Linked DNA regions of Homo sapiens: region 2 is linked to region 1. A link is an interaction called in ENCODE POLR2A ChIA-PET data of the cell type or tissue named here. Cell type or tissue: IMR-90. All regions are shown on one strand. Each heading gives the region's core, and the rest is flanking DNA. Links, peaks and the distances in the headings are about the cores only. Region 1 has its middle 160 kb from the start of LINC02188. Region 2 has its middle 19 kb from the start of LINC02189.

Region 1 (6,427 bases), core at 1,428-6,427:
TGGTTCTCTTCAGGCAACTGATTCTATTCCTAAGATTTTATACAGAGGACAGGTGGTATTAAAAGTTAAAAATCAAATGTACAAAGATAGATGTTCACTGCCAGGTAATCTAATTGCCAATATCTGGAAGTATCTAAATGTTCTAGAATGGGGGAGGGCTAATTTCTTCTTAAAGGCAAAGATTACAGGTGTGAGTCACCGTGCCCAGCCAAAGGCAAAGATAGTAAGCACTTCTGGCTTTGCAGACCACACACAGGCAGTGTCTGTCACAGCTCCCCAGCTCTGCCATTGTAACACAAACACAGCCACAGACAGTAAGGAAGCAAGGAGAGTGCCTATGTTCCAATAAAACTTTATTTACAAAAACAGGCAGCAGGCAAGATTTGGCCCATAGACCCCTGTTCTATAATAAAGAATATGATTCACAAATTTTGAAAAAGCGAAATATGATTCAACATTTAGCAGCCAATTTAAGATCCTATAGAAACTTGAAAAAAATGTAAAAGATGCAATGTTAAAATTTAAAAGCCAGTAAAAGATGTACAATTGCAATTATGAGAAGTGTGTATAGAAATAGAAAATGGCAGAATGGGAACGTACAAATGAGAATGAAATAAAGATGGCAGGATGATGGGTGTGCCGATACTTTGAAGTTTGCCATGAAAGCCGTTTACACTTCAGACTTTTGCACAATGCTTCAGGCAATAAACCAACATTTGAGGTGAACAGGACCCCATGGTGCTGGCCTGAGGCCAGATTGCCTTGCTGTAGCGTCCTCATCCACTGCACCCCAAGACCATATGTTCCTTCACTCAGTTCTTCATTACTTTATTTAAAACTGGTTTATTAACAAATGGTTGAACATTTGTTCCATGCCAGATGCAGTGGGAAGTGATGGAGAGACGTTATGTGTTTATTTTGTTGTTGTTGTTTTGAGATGGAGTCTCACTCTGTCACCTAGGCTGGAGTGTAGTGGCGCGATCTTGGCTCACTGCAACCTCCGCCCCCCAGGTTCAAGCTATTCTGCTGCCTCAGCTTCCCGAGTAGCTGGGATTACAGGTGCCTGCCACCACGCCTAGTTAATTTTTGTATTTTTAGTAAAGACGGGGTTTCGCCATCTTGGCCAGGCTGGTCTTGAACTCCTGATCTCGTGATCCACCCACCTGGCCTCCCAAAGTGCTGGGATTACAGAGACGTTACATATTTCAAAACATCATGTTATATACCATAAATACATATGCTTTTTTTTTCTTTTTTCTTTTTCTTTTTTTTTTGAGTCTCGCTCTGTCTCCCAGGCTGGAGTGCAGTGGAGTGATCTCAGCTCACTGCAATCTCCACCTCCCAGGGTCAAGTGGTTCTCCGGCCTCAGCCTCCTGAGTAGTTGGGATTACAGGCATCCACCACCGCACCCCGCTAACTTTTGTATTTTTAGTAGAGATGGGGTTTCGCCATGTTGGCCAGGCTGGTCTTGAACTCCTGACCTCAGGTGATCTGCCCTCCTTGGCCTCCCAAAGTGCTGGGATTACAGGCGTGAGCCACCACACCCAGCCTACATATGCTTTTTGCCAATTAAAAATGAGCCAGGCATGAAAATAAATAAATAAACAAACCCTGCTAACACTTTCTGATTGTGATACATACTGGGAACAAGATGGACTGGAGCAAATGGGGCAGAGAGAGGAGGACCTTAATCAGGGTCGTCAGGGAAGATCTGGGGAGGCAGAGACAAGGCCAGTGTGGCTGGAGCCTGGGGGAGGGTAGTGAGGCCGGCGGTGGAGTCGAGGGAGGCAGGGCCCTGGCATCAGCACCGCTGCATGCATATATCCCACAAGTGATGCAATGTGAGCCAGTAAAAAGAATCACGTGAAATTAATTTTAGTAATGCATTTTATGCAACCCAATGTATCAGTATATCATACCAATATGTAATCAATGTAAATATTATTCATATCATACCTTCCATTCTTTTCTTTCTCTGCCTTTGAAATCTGGTGTCCAGCATGTATTTTATACTCCGGTATCTTTGTTTCAAGTGCTCAGAAGCTGTGTGCGGCCTGAGGTGCTGTCCTGGACAGTGCGGCCCCCAGATCTTCGGGGCTTTGGTGTCCGGGAAGTCCCCGTGAGACGAGGAGGCTCTTTTCCTGGGAGAGGATGGCCGTTCGTTGGTCAAATATGTACTAACCTCTGCGAGGTGCACACTTGGAGTAAAGACAGTTGAGACAGGCCCTTCCCTGGCGGATCTGACAGTCCAGGGTCTGAGAAGGGCATTGAGGGTGAAGTTACTGGGTGTCTGGAGGAGGGAGAACTGGGAATACTAAGTGGGGTGAGCACAAAGAAAAAGACCTGGGAGGGGCGAAGGGAGGGCGGGCACTCACATTTCCTTGTTTATTTCATCCAGACTAGGGTGTTTTCTTCCTCTTTTCTACAGAGGAAACTGAGTCACAGTGGGTCGGCTAAGTTGCTCAGTGCTGGGCAGCTAATAAGTGGCAGAGCTCCGGGAAGCTCTGGGGACTCCCAGAGGGTTGTGGAGAATCCTGGAAGTTTTGAGAAGATTTGCCCACGGGCAGCTCTCCGGGAGGCCCCCTGGGCCCTCTGGCATTCCCAGTAATGCCTCATTTGGCAACCCCACATTCCTGGGGGCAAGATTCCAAGAGAATGGGATGGAACAGTAAGGTTGCAGTGGCTCAGCTGCTCCTGGCTGTAAATAATAAAATGCCTGAGCGAGAGTGGTGTAAGCAATGATGGCCTTGAGTGGCTCCACAGAAGTCTGCAGGCAGGAGGATTCTGCAGGCAGGGGGATTCTGCAGGCAGGCGGATTCTGCAGGCGGGGGATTCTGCAGGCAGGCGGATTCTGCAGGCGGGGGATTCTGCAGGCAGGCGGATTCTGCAGGCGGGGGATTCTGCAGGCAGGCGGATTCTGCAGGCGGCGGATTCTGCAGGCAGGGTGATTCTGCAGGCAGGGTGATTCTTCAGGCAGGGGAATTCTGCAGGCAGGGGGATTCTGCAGGTGGGGGATTCTGCAGGCAGGCAGATTTTGCAGGCAGGGGGATTACAGGTGTGGCTCAGCAGCAGCATCAGGAGGCAGCACCTCCTGCCTTCCAGTTCCCTGGCCTCTGTGTGGCTTGACTTTATGAAATGCGGGCTCCAACGCCAGGCCCCGCCTTCTCACACAGTAAGACCCAGAGACAGGGTTGCAGGGGGGACTCTTGTCCCAGGAATCTCTTCACTGGGGAGAAAGCACTTTCCCAGAAGAAGCTCTTTCCCAGAGACTCCCTGTGGAGCTCCCCTTGAGTTCAGAACTGGATCCATGGGGCAATTCTTAGCTGCAAGGCATGTTGGGAAAGTGAGTGCCTCTAGCAGATGTCAGTACCTGTTATGGGATGTGGATTGTGTCAATAAGGAAGGAAGCTGATAACTAGCAGAAGAGCTGTGCCTCACAGTACGGCATCCACAGTTTCACATCCACAGTTTCAACCAACCTCAGATTGAAAATATTCCAAAATCAAACCCAATAGAAGTAACAGTGCAACAATAAAAATAATACAAACAAAAATACAGTATAACAACTATGCACCTACCATTTACATTGTATTAGGTATTACAAGTAACCTACAGATGGTTTGAAGTATATGGGAAGCTGTGCATTGGTTATATGCAAACACTATGCTGTACTACACAGGGACTTGAGCATCTGCAGATTCTGGTATCTGAGGGGGACCTGGGATCAATTCTGTATTCCTAGGATAAGGAATTGACTCCTCCCATATTCATCACAAACTTACTTCCTTGGGAGTCATCTTTTAACAGTCATCTGTGTGATATACAAGTTTTCCCAGCTAGACTGAGAGGTTGCCTTGTTCATCTCCATATCTTCAGGTTGAGCATAGTGCTGGGCAGATAGTAGGTTTTGAACAAATGGATAAATGGATGAGTGATTCAGAGTATCCCAGGATTAAACTGCAGACTCAGCTCCTCCTGGCTTCAGCCCAACTCCCCAGCTGCCACGTGGGTCTGCCTGGACTCTCTGGCAGCTAGGAGCAGGAGTGGAGGATTTTGCTTAGGCATGAGTTATTTCCAGGAGCCTGCCAGGAGCCAGGTCCCACTTAGGTGCTGGGGATGGTGAGTGGGACACATGAGGATCCCTGTTAGATAGTCAATGAATCATGCAAATGAAGGAGACACTTGTGATGCTGGGGGGCAAGTCACCCAGAGAACTTGCCTGGCGGTCAGGGGCACTTCCCCGGGGAGGTGACAGTGAGTTGGCACCGGGGGAAGAGGAAGCTGATGGGTGAGGAGGGGAGGGCAGAGGCCGGCAGAGCTTTCCAGGTGGAGGGACAGCACGTGTTGTCAACATTCTAGGGCAGGAAGGGGAACTAGAAAAAGTGCCCTGTGTCTGTGGCCCCTGGAGGTAGGGGCACCTGGTAGCCCTGGATGAGGCTCAGGTGGGCTGCAGATCTGGAGGGAAGATGATGGTGGGAAGCCCACCTGTGCCCACTTGGGACAAGGCAACCCTAAATTAGGGTGGGGAAGAGTTATGATCAACAACAGCCCCCACCTATTGGGAGGGGGTTCCCTAGAGCAGGTGAACCCCACAGCCGCCCCCCACTGCCTCCCCACCATCTCACCACCCCTCTATTCTCCTGCCCTTTCTTTCTGCAGGGCTCTTTTCTTAGACCTGGCCTCTTCCCCAGTTGTGCCTGAGGGCAAGTGTCAGCTGGGCACCATCTAACCTTCCAGGAGGGCACTTCAGTGGCTGCACCAGTCTTGCCTGGGTCTTGGGACAGCCTGAGATTTATGTCCAAGATCTGTGAGCTTAAAACTCCTCATGTTCGCCCTGCGGATGTTTCACGTGCAATTTGGGAATTTGGGAACGCTCAAAATAGCATTTGCTCATAAAATCGCCTGAAATGCAGTCCAAATGTGTCTGTAAAAAGTAACCAAATAGCTATTTATTGTTATTAGTTCACGTTCTTCGAGCTTCCACATGGGGCTGGGCGTTGATTTAATTGGGTGCCAGACGAGTTTGGGGGTGACCTCAGATGCCGACGCGGACACACTGGGCTCTGCTGTGCAGAGAGAAGCTGGCAATCAGCAGATTCTCCCCGCTGGCTCTGACATCTGACCAGGACACATGTGGAAAGCCCCGTTGGCCTTTTCAAGACATTCTCCTTAAGGTAAATTCCTAAAAACCCCGGCAAGAGTCCAAGGCTGCTCATACAGATGCCAAAATCTAGAAAAAAGGAGCAGGCTGGAAGATGATAAAATTATAATTAGGCAACCCCCTTCCAAAAGAGCCTGTAGCAATCCATTACTTCTATTCTTATGTCAGTAAAGTACACCTCACATACAAGTCACCATTTTAACCATTTCGAAGTGTGCAATGCAGTGGCATTTACATTCACAATGCAGGGCAACCATCACCGCCAACTCCAGAACATTTTTACCACCTGCAGAGGAAACTCTGCACCCGTTCATAGTCCCTCCCCATGGGCCCTCACCCCAGCCCCTGTCAACCGCACGTCCACCTCCTGTCTCTATGGGTTTGCCTTTTCTGGACATTTCATGGAAGCGGAATCGTGTGCTCTGCGGCCTTTTGTGTCCAACGAGCACATGAAAAGATGCTCACCGTCACAAGTTGTTGGGGAAAACGCAAATCAAAACCACAAGGAGATGCCACCTCACACCAACCAGGATGGCTGTCATCCGGGAATGGAAAATCACCAGTGCTGGTGAGGATGTGGGGGAACTGGAGCCCAGGTTCACAGCTGGTGAGGGCCAAATGGTGCCACCGCTATGGACAGCCACCACTTCCTAACAATCACTTATGACTTAGCAGCTGGCTGGGCTCGCTCAGGCTGAAGGAGAAGGAGCCAGTGGATGTTTTGTGCCTGTTGGAGCCTCAGACCTCCCGCATAGTAGCCGTGTGACCTTCAGGAATTCACTCGACCTCTGTGAGTCTTTGTTCTTCATCTTTTACCTTCCAAGATTCTGTGAGGCCAAAATAAATCACATGTATGGCTGGCGAGGGCCTCCCCATGTGTCCCCTGCTGCCTGTCTGGCCTGGTTCCTTCCTGAGTCTCTCCCTCATGCACCACCCCCCAACCAGCCACACGGCTGGGGCTCAGTGCCTCACACAGGCAGTTCCTGCCCCAGGGCCTTTGCACTTGCTGGAGCCACCTGGAATGTGCCCTCCCTCACCTCCTTCACACTTCCATTCAAACGCCGCCTTTCAGTGACACCTGCCCTGAGTGCCCTACTGAAAGTTACAACCCCTTCCCTACCCCTGGGCAGTCCTGCCACTTAACTCCTGTCACTTACAGCATAATAATTGACTTTTACTTTTCAGCTTTATGAAGTCACTTTCTTACCAACAGAACGTGAGCACCACAAGGGCTGAGTCATGTTGGTCTGTTCAGCATCAGCTCCT
Region 2 (6,427 bases), core at 586-5,585, 180 kb after region 1:
AAAAGAGGTTTAACGGACTCACAGTTCCACATGGCTGGGGAGGCCTCACAATCATGGCAAAAGGCAAAGGAGGAGCAAAAGCATGTCTTACATGGCGGCAGGCAAGAGAGCATGTGCAGAGGAGCTGTGCTTTATAAAACCATCAGATCTCGTGAGACTTATTCACTGTCATGAGAACAGCAAGGGAAAAACCCACCCCCATGATTTAATTACCTCCCACTGGGTCCCTCCCATGACACATGAGGATTACGGGAGCTACAATGTAAGATGAGATTTGGGTGGGGACACAGCCAAACCCTATCAGGCACTTTAGGGAAGACTCATGAAGCCCCTCCCCCAAGCCTCTCTCAGTCTGGTCCACCTCTGTATCTCACTGCCAGGACCCTGGGCCATGCTGCATCGCCTTGTCCAGGACCATCCCACAGTTTGGACGGGGCTCCCTGACTCCCACCCCCACCCAGTCCACGTCCTGCAGCTCAGCAAAGGTTGATTTATTTATTTATTTTGAGATGGAGTCTCGCTCTATCGCCCAGGCTGGAGTGCAGTGGCACAATCTCAGCTCACTGCAACCTCAGCCTCCCAGGTTCAAGTGATTCTCATGTCTCAGCCTCCCAAGTAGCTGGGATTACAGGCGCATACCACCATGCCTGACTAATTTTTGTATTTGTAGTAGAGACTGGGTTTCACCACGTTGGTCAGGCTGGAATCAAACTTGTGACCTCAGGTGATCCACTCGCATCGGCCTCCCACAGTGCTGGGATTACAGGTGTGAGCCACCGCGCCTGGCCACAGCAGGGTTTAAAGAAAGGTTAAACCACTTAGTGTTTCACAGAGTTAAGCATGGCTTTGAATGATCCAACACCAATTCTCTTCTTTGTTTAAACCATTCAAGTCTTCCCTGGGTCCTCAAGACCCATGCAGTTTGAAGCCATCAGTGGGCCCTACTACACCCCAACCCCATCTCACCTCTACCTCTGCTGTTCTCCCTCTCTCAACACTCACCCCCGAAACAGAGAGTGAGCTCCTCATCTGGTCATTACCACCCTTCCGCTCTAGGCTTCAGTGTCACCTCCACCAGGAAGCCCTCTGCTCTCTGAACTCGGGACCCCCATTACTGGGTGCTCCCTCTGGATTGTGTCAACCTCATCCGCTGTGTGAACAGCTCCATGAGGGCAGTGATTGTCTGTCCCTCACATCCCAGCACCTTGGGCTCCCCCACCTGGACTTCCTGAAGGTGCCCACCAGCTCCTGTCCCCGCTGGTCAGGGGTCGGGGCAGCAGGAGCAATAGGGCCCTGCAGTCTTGCGAGCATCCCTGGTAAAATCAGGATTGCTTCCCGGGAGGAGTGGGCCCTCCTGAGATGCTTTTAGAGTTTGTTTCCAAAGGTGCATTTTTAAAAAACTAAGATCCAATCCAAGAGAAGAAATCCTACTTTCCTTTGCCATTTAGTGAGAAGGCATTGAGTTTGGCGGCGAGGGGCACCTTCAGGAAATTTGGGGGTTTACTTCTTTGCAGGAAGAGTTACCGCTGGGGGATTTTGATTCTCATCCTCATTCTTTTTTCCTGGAATGTGCGTGGAATTCCCGGGGCACTGCATGCCCTTTCCAGGAGGCAGGCTGCACACTTTCCACCTGGGGCCCTTGCATTGCCGCCCTGCTGCTTCCGCTGTTGGATTTTGGGGTTTGAGGGGCCCTTCTCACTCACCTCCCCTGAGCTCTGAGAGCTCACCTCACCCTCTTGGGGCTTCCAGGGAGACAGTTACCATCCCCATGAACCCATCAGCTTCTCCCTGCAATGCCCTTTTCACTCTGGTGGAACACGATCATCCCCTTCACGCCTCTTCCTGCTCCGGGGCCTCCTCCCAGAGTCTTGCCTTTGAAGTGCGTCTGAGCCCTGGCAGCTTTCAGGTGAAGTTACACCTCTTCTTATCTTCCCAGTGTCTCTGGGGGTGAGGCCTTGGCAGCTGCAAGACTCTGTGTGGAGGAGCCTGTCCCCGGGGTGACCTTGGGCTTTCTGAAGATGGCACCTGGGCTGCAGACAGATGGAACAGAGGCAGGGCCCGGCCCAGCCTGGCCCTGCACCCAGCACCTGCCCCATCTACCTGTCTCCTTTCATAACTCCTCCTCTGCAAGGCGGGCTCCACACGCGTGGAAGGTGGCAAGGGTGACACCCTACACAGGTGCTAGTGGCTGCCAGACTTTTATATAATTGCAGCAAAATATACTTGTTATCACCGTTTAAACCATTTTTATTCATATTGTTTTGTATCCATCACTACCATCCATCTCCAGAATTTTTCTATCTTCCCAAACTGAAATTCTGTCCCATTAAACGCTAAGTCAACACTTCCCATGCATCCTCTCCCAGCCCTGGCACCCACCATTCTTTCTGTCTCCATGAATCTGACTACTCTAGGCACCTCGTATATGTGCAGTTGTACAGTATTGTGTGTGTGTGTGTGGGTGTGTGTGTGTGGGTGTGTGTGTGTGGGGAGGTGTGTCTGGGTGTGTGGTTATGTGTGTGGGGGTGTGTGGGTGTGTGTGTGGGTGTGTGGGTGTGTGGGGGGTGTGAGTGTGTGTGGGGTGTGGGTGTGGGTGTGTGGGTGTGTGTGGGTGTGGGTATGGGTGTGTGTGGGTGTGTGTGTGGTGTGTGGGTGTGTGGGTGTGTGGGGTGGGTGTGGGGGTGTGTGTGTGTGGTGTGTGGGTGTGTGGGTGTGGGGGTGTGTGTGGGGGTGTGTGTGTGTGGGTGTGGGGGTGTGGGAGTGTGTGTGTGTGGGTGTGTGTGCCTGGCTTATTTCACTGAGCATAATGCCCTCAGGGCTCATCTATGTTGGAGCATGGGTCAGGATTTCCGTCTTTTTTAAGGCCGCGTAATATTCCACTCTATGGATGGACCACATTTTGTTGACTCATTTATCTGTCAACGGATACTTGGATTGCTTCCACCTTTTAGCTATTGTGAATTGTGCTGCTCTGAATGTGGGTATGCAAAAATCTCTCCAAGTCCAGGTGCAGTGGTTCACACTTGTAATCCCAGCACTTTGGGAGGGTGAGGCAGGTGGATCATTTGAGGTCAGGCGTTCGAGACCATCCTGGCCAACATGGTGAAACCCCGTCTCTACTAAAAATACAAAAAATCAGCCAGGCCTGGTGGTACACACCTGCAGTCCCAGCTACTCAGGAGGCTGAGGCAGGAGGATCAGTTGAACTCAGGTGGCAGAGGTTGCAGTGAGCTGAGATCATGCTGCTGCACTCCAGCCTGGTCAACAGAGTGAGACTCCATTGCAAAAAAAAAAAAAAAAGAAAAAGAAAAAGAAAAAAAAAATCCCAAGACTCTGCTTTTAGCTCCTGTAGGTATATACCTAAGAGTGGAATTGCTGGGTCATATGGCAACTGTCTAATTTTTTGAGGAACCTCAGAGTGTTTTTCACTGTGGCTGCACTATTTTCCTTTCCCGCCAACTGTGCACAAGGATTCTGTCCTCTCTGCGTCCTTGCCAACATGTGTTATTCCCTGCCTCTTTCAGAACAGCCGTCCTAATCGGTGTGACATGGAATCTTTGCTTGTTTTTTTTTTTTTATTTTTTTTCGAGACAAGGTCTCACTCTGTTGCCCAGGCTGGAATGCAGTGGTGCAATCTCAGCTCACTACAACCTCAACCTTCTGGGTTCAAGTGATCCTGCCACCTCAGCCTCCTGAGAAGCTGGGATGACAGGCATGTGCCACCATGCCTGGGTAATATTTTTACAATTTTTAGTAAAGCTGAGGTCTTGTTATTGCCCCGGGTGATCTTGAACACCTGGGCTCGAGTGATCCTCCCACCTCAGCTCCCCGAAGTGCTGAGATTGTAAGTGTAAGCCACCGTGCCTGGCTCAGATAGTTTCTGAAACCTCCGTTCTCAAAACCTGTTGGTCATCTTGTCCTGGAACACCATTTTGAAGTATTTATCCCTCTCTCCTCTCTATTATCGAAGAGGTAGTTTTATGAAGCTGTGGTCCTGCTTTAGGTGCCAGAAACTAGCTGTTGTCATTGTGATACAAATGGGAACCCAGGTCTCCCCAGGAAACTGCCCGGATACTCACTCTGGAGGAGGCAGAATGCGGGCGGCCGTGCTGGGAACAACCCCGGCCTGCTGGCTGTGGCCGGCCTGCAGATCCCTGAATCTGTAGGTATCCAAGACTTGAGGATCACCTGAGCCTCACCCCAGAAGGCGGTCACGATTCCCCATTGTACCAAAGAGGGAGTCAGGGCTTGAAGGGAAACTCTGCGCTCAAAGCACTTACGCGAAAAGCACATCTGTCTTCAACCGCATCCAAAGTGCTGGCCACCGGTCTTCCATATGGTCTCCCGGAGTGGGGCGTCCTGGCCTGAGGAACAGGACCCGAGGCTGCGGTGGGGTCTCTGCCTCCTTTTGTGTCTGCCGCCCAACCGTCTTCCGACAGGAGCAGGTGTGGAGGTCCCTTAGCTCTTTCTGTGATGCGCGCTGGTTCATTCCATCGGCGTTTCCGAGCACCTGCTGCATGCCCGCAGGGTGCGTGCACAGAGGGTACATCAGGGAACAGAATGGGGCGGGTCCGTGCCCTCCCAGCTTGTGAGGGTGGGGGTGGGTAATGAGGAAATTAGTGCGATGGCCTCGGAGGGCGCTGAGAACCACGGGAAATCAACTCAGGGAGACTATGGGGTGAGGCTTCGATTGGCTGCTCAGGAAAGACCCCTCTGAGGACAGAAGAAGCTACCAGGGAAGAGCTTGCCAGACAGGGGGGAACACCATGGGTGCAGGAACCCCTGCGGAAGGTCAGGAGGACAGAGAGGGCCAGGGTGGCCATGGGGGGCGGGAAGGGGAAGGGGAAAAGCGGAGCAAGGGAGCAGGTCCTGGATCGTGCACGTCTGTGGGAGCCCAGAGAAGCCCTCTGGATTCGATTCCAAGGGTGATGGAAAGCCATGACCCAGGCCACGGTGGGACGGGGACTGCAGGTGGCGGGGGACGAGGGAAGCAGCTGGCTCTGTCCTCCGGAAGGAGAGGATGGAGCTTAGCTCAGGTGTGGAGGCTGTGGAGCTTCTTGGGTGCCCATGGAAGGCTGCACGGTCCACACTCAAGGAGGGCTGGACGGGGGAGTTCAACAAAGACAACTCTGGGAGGTGGAGGGTGGGGTGCCCTTTTCAGAGCCATGGAGGAGGAGAGGAAGAGCAGGCCTGGGCAGAGCCCAGAGGGCCCGTTTGGCCATTTTACATCTGAGATGCCTCCAAGATGAAAACCCGGGGCATCTCCAAGGCATCTGGACGTGGGCCTTCCTGATCGGGGACTCGACAGGCCCTCCCGCAGCTGGGCGTGGGCTGCGACCTCTGTGAGCCGTCGCATTTCATCCTCCCGGCAGCCTCACTCCCCTGCTTTCACAGGTGGGGCGGGCAGCACGGCTGGTGAAGACCGGCGAACGAGGCTGCAGGTTTGATGGCAGCTCCCCTGACACCGCCCTGGGCTCTTCTCCAGGACCAAGGGCTGGAACCACATGCAATTGCCCAGGCGGGTGGAATGGAAGAAAAAGGATGGGATGGGAGGCTGTCACCCAACCAGCCCCCTTCTCACCAGTGAGCCCAGATTTCGAGTTGACATTCCTTTGGAATCCATCCAGTAGAAGAGCTCTTGGTAGAGAAATCTCTCTCAGCATGATTCATTCTTATTTTTAAAAAGAGAAGACAAAAATGTAGAAGAAAAGAAAAGCTCATCCTCTCTGTTTGAGGTCCTGCAGCTGAATTCATCAAGAAATGCAGGAAGCTGATTTTCTGTCTCCTTCTGCCACTTTGAGGATGTGCGGTCTTGTTTTCGTTTGCCATTTTAAGCCCAGCCTTTTAAAGAAAGATATTTCACTCTATCAATGTTCAGTTTATTTTGTTACATAAAATCCCCTAAACCTGACCTCGTAAAAACCCTGTTGAGCTCAGTATTCAGAAAGGCAACCAACTCACAATGAGCTCACTGTACAAAGAGGGTGTGTGTTGGGGTGTGCTGCATGTGAGCATGGTGTGTGTATGTGTGCGTGTGATACCGCACACGTGCAAACTCTAGAACATTATAGCCAGAAACAGCGGAGGCCCTCGAAGAGCACCCCTGAGAAGTCTCGCTGAGCAGGAGAAGTAACCTGGCCCTCTTCACCTGTCCACAGGTCTGCCTACAATGCGCAAACCCACAGAGGCCACCTGTCAGGGTGTTGGCGGGCCCCGTGGGTTACGATCATCCCCTGAATATCCCCTGGTAACCTTTGCACCCTGCTCTGAGTCCTGGAGTTTCTGTCATCTCCTACAGTTACATCTTTTTGTTGTGGAGATTACAAGCTGGCCAAGGAGTAAGACATTTTCGGCTGGGCACGGTGGCTCACGCCTGTAATCCCAGCACTTTGGGAGGCCAAGGCAGATGGATCACAAGGTCAGGAGA

Evidence for each region. ChIA-PET counts read pairs that join two places held together with the same protein. Peaks named below come from ENCODE experiments on the same cell type or tissue, not always from the same donor. Only the 100,000 strongest peaks of a DNase experiment are listed, where the experiment ranks them.
Region 2: POLR2A ChIA-PET joins it to region 1 with 11 read pairs; 2 of 35 experiments call an interaction of 5 or more read pairs at or near these places.

What each region holds. Positions count from the first base shown.
Region 1 is chr16:86,880,653-86,887,079 of GRCh38, reverse strand. No RefSeq gene overlaps it. Among named protein-coding and RNA genes, the nearest start is that of LINC02188, 160 kb to the right of the region's middle. In IMR-90, for the core only: no CTCF peak of the experiment used is centred there; DNase peaks (open chromatin) are centred at 3,979 and 6,399.
Region 2 is chr16:86,699,470-86,705,896 of GRCh38, reverse strand. No RefSeq gene overlaps it. Among named protein-coding and RNA genes, the nearest start is that of LINC02189, 19 kb to the left of the region's middle. RefSeq lists an enhancer at 4,859-5,766 and a silencer at 6,028-6,215. In IMR-90, for the core only: no CTCF peak of the experiment used is centred there; no DNase peak of the experiment used is centred there.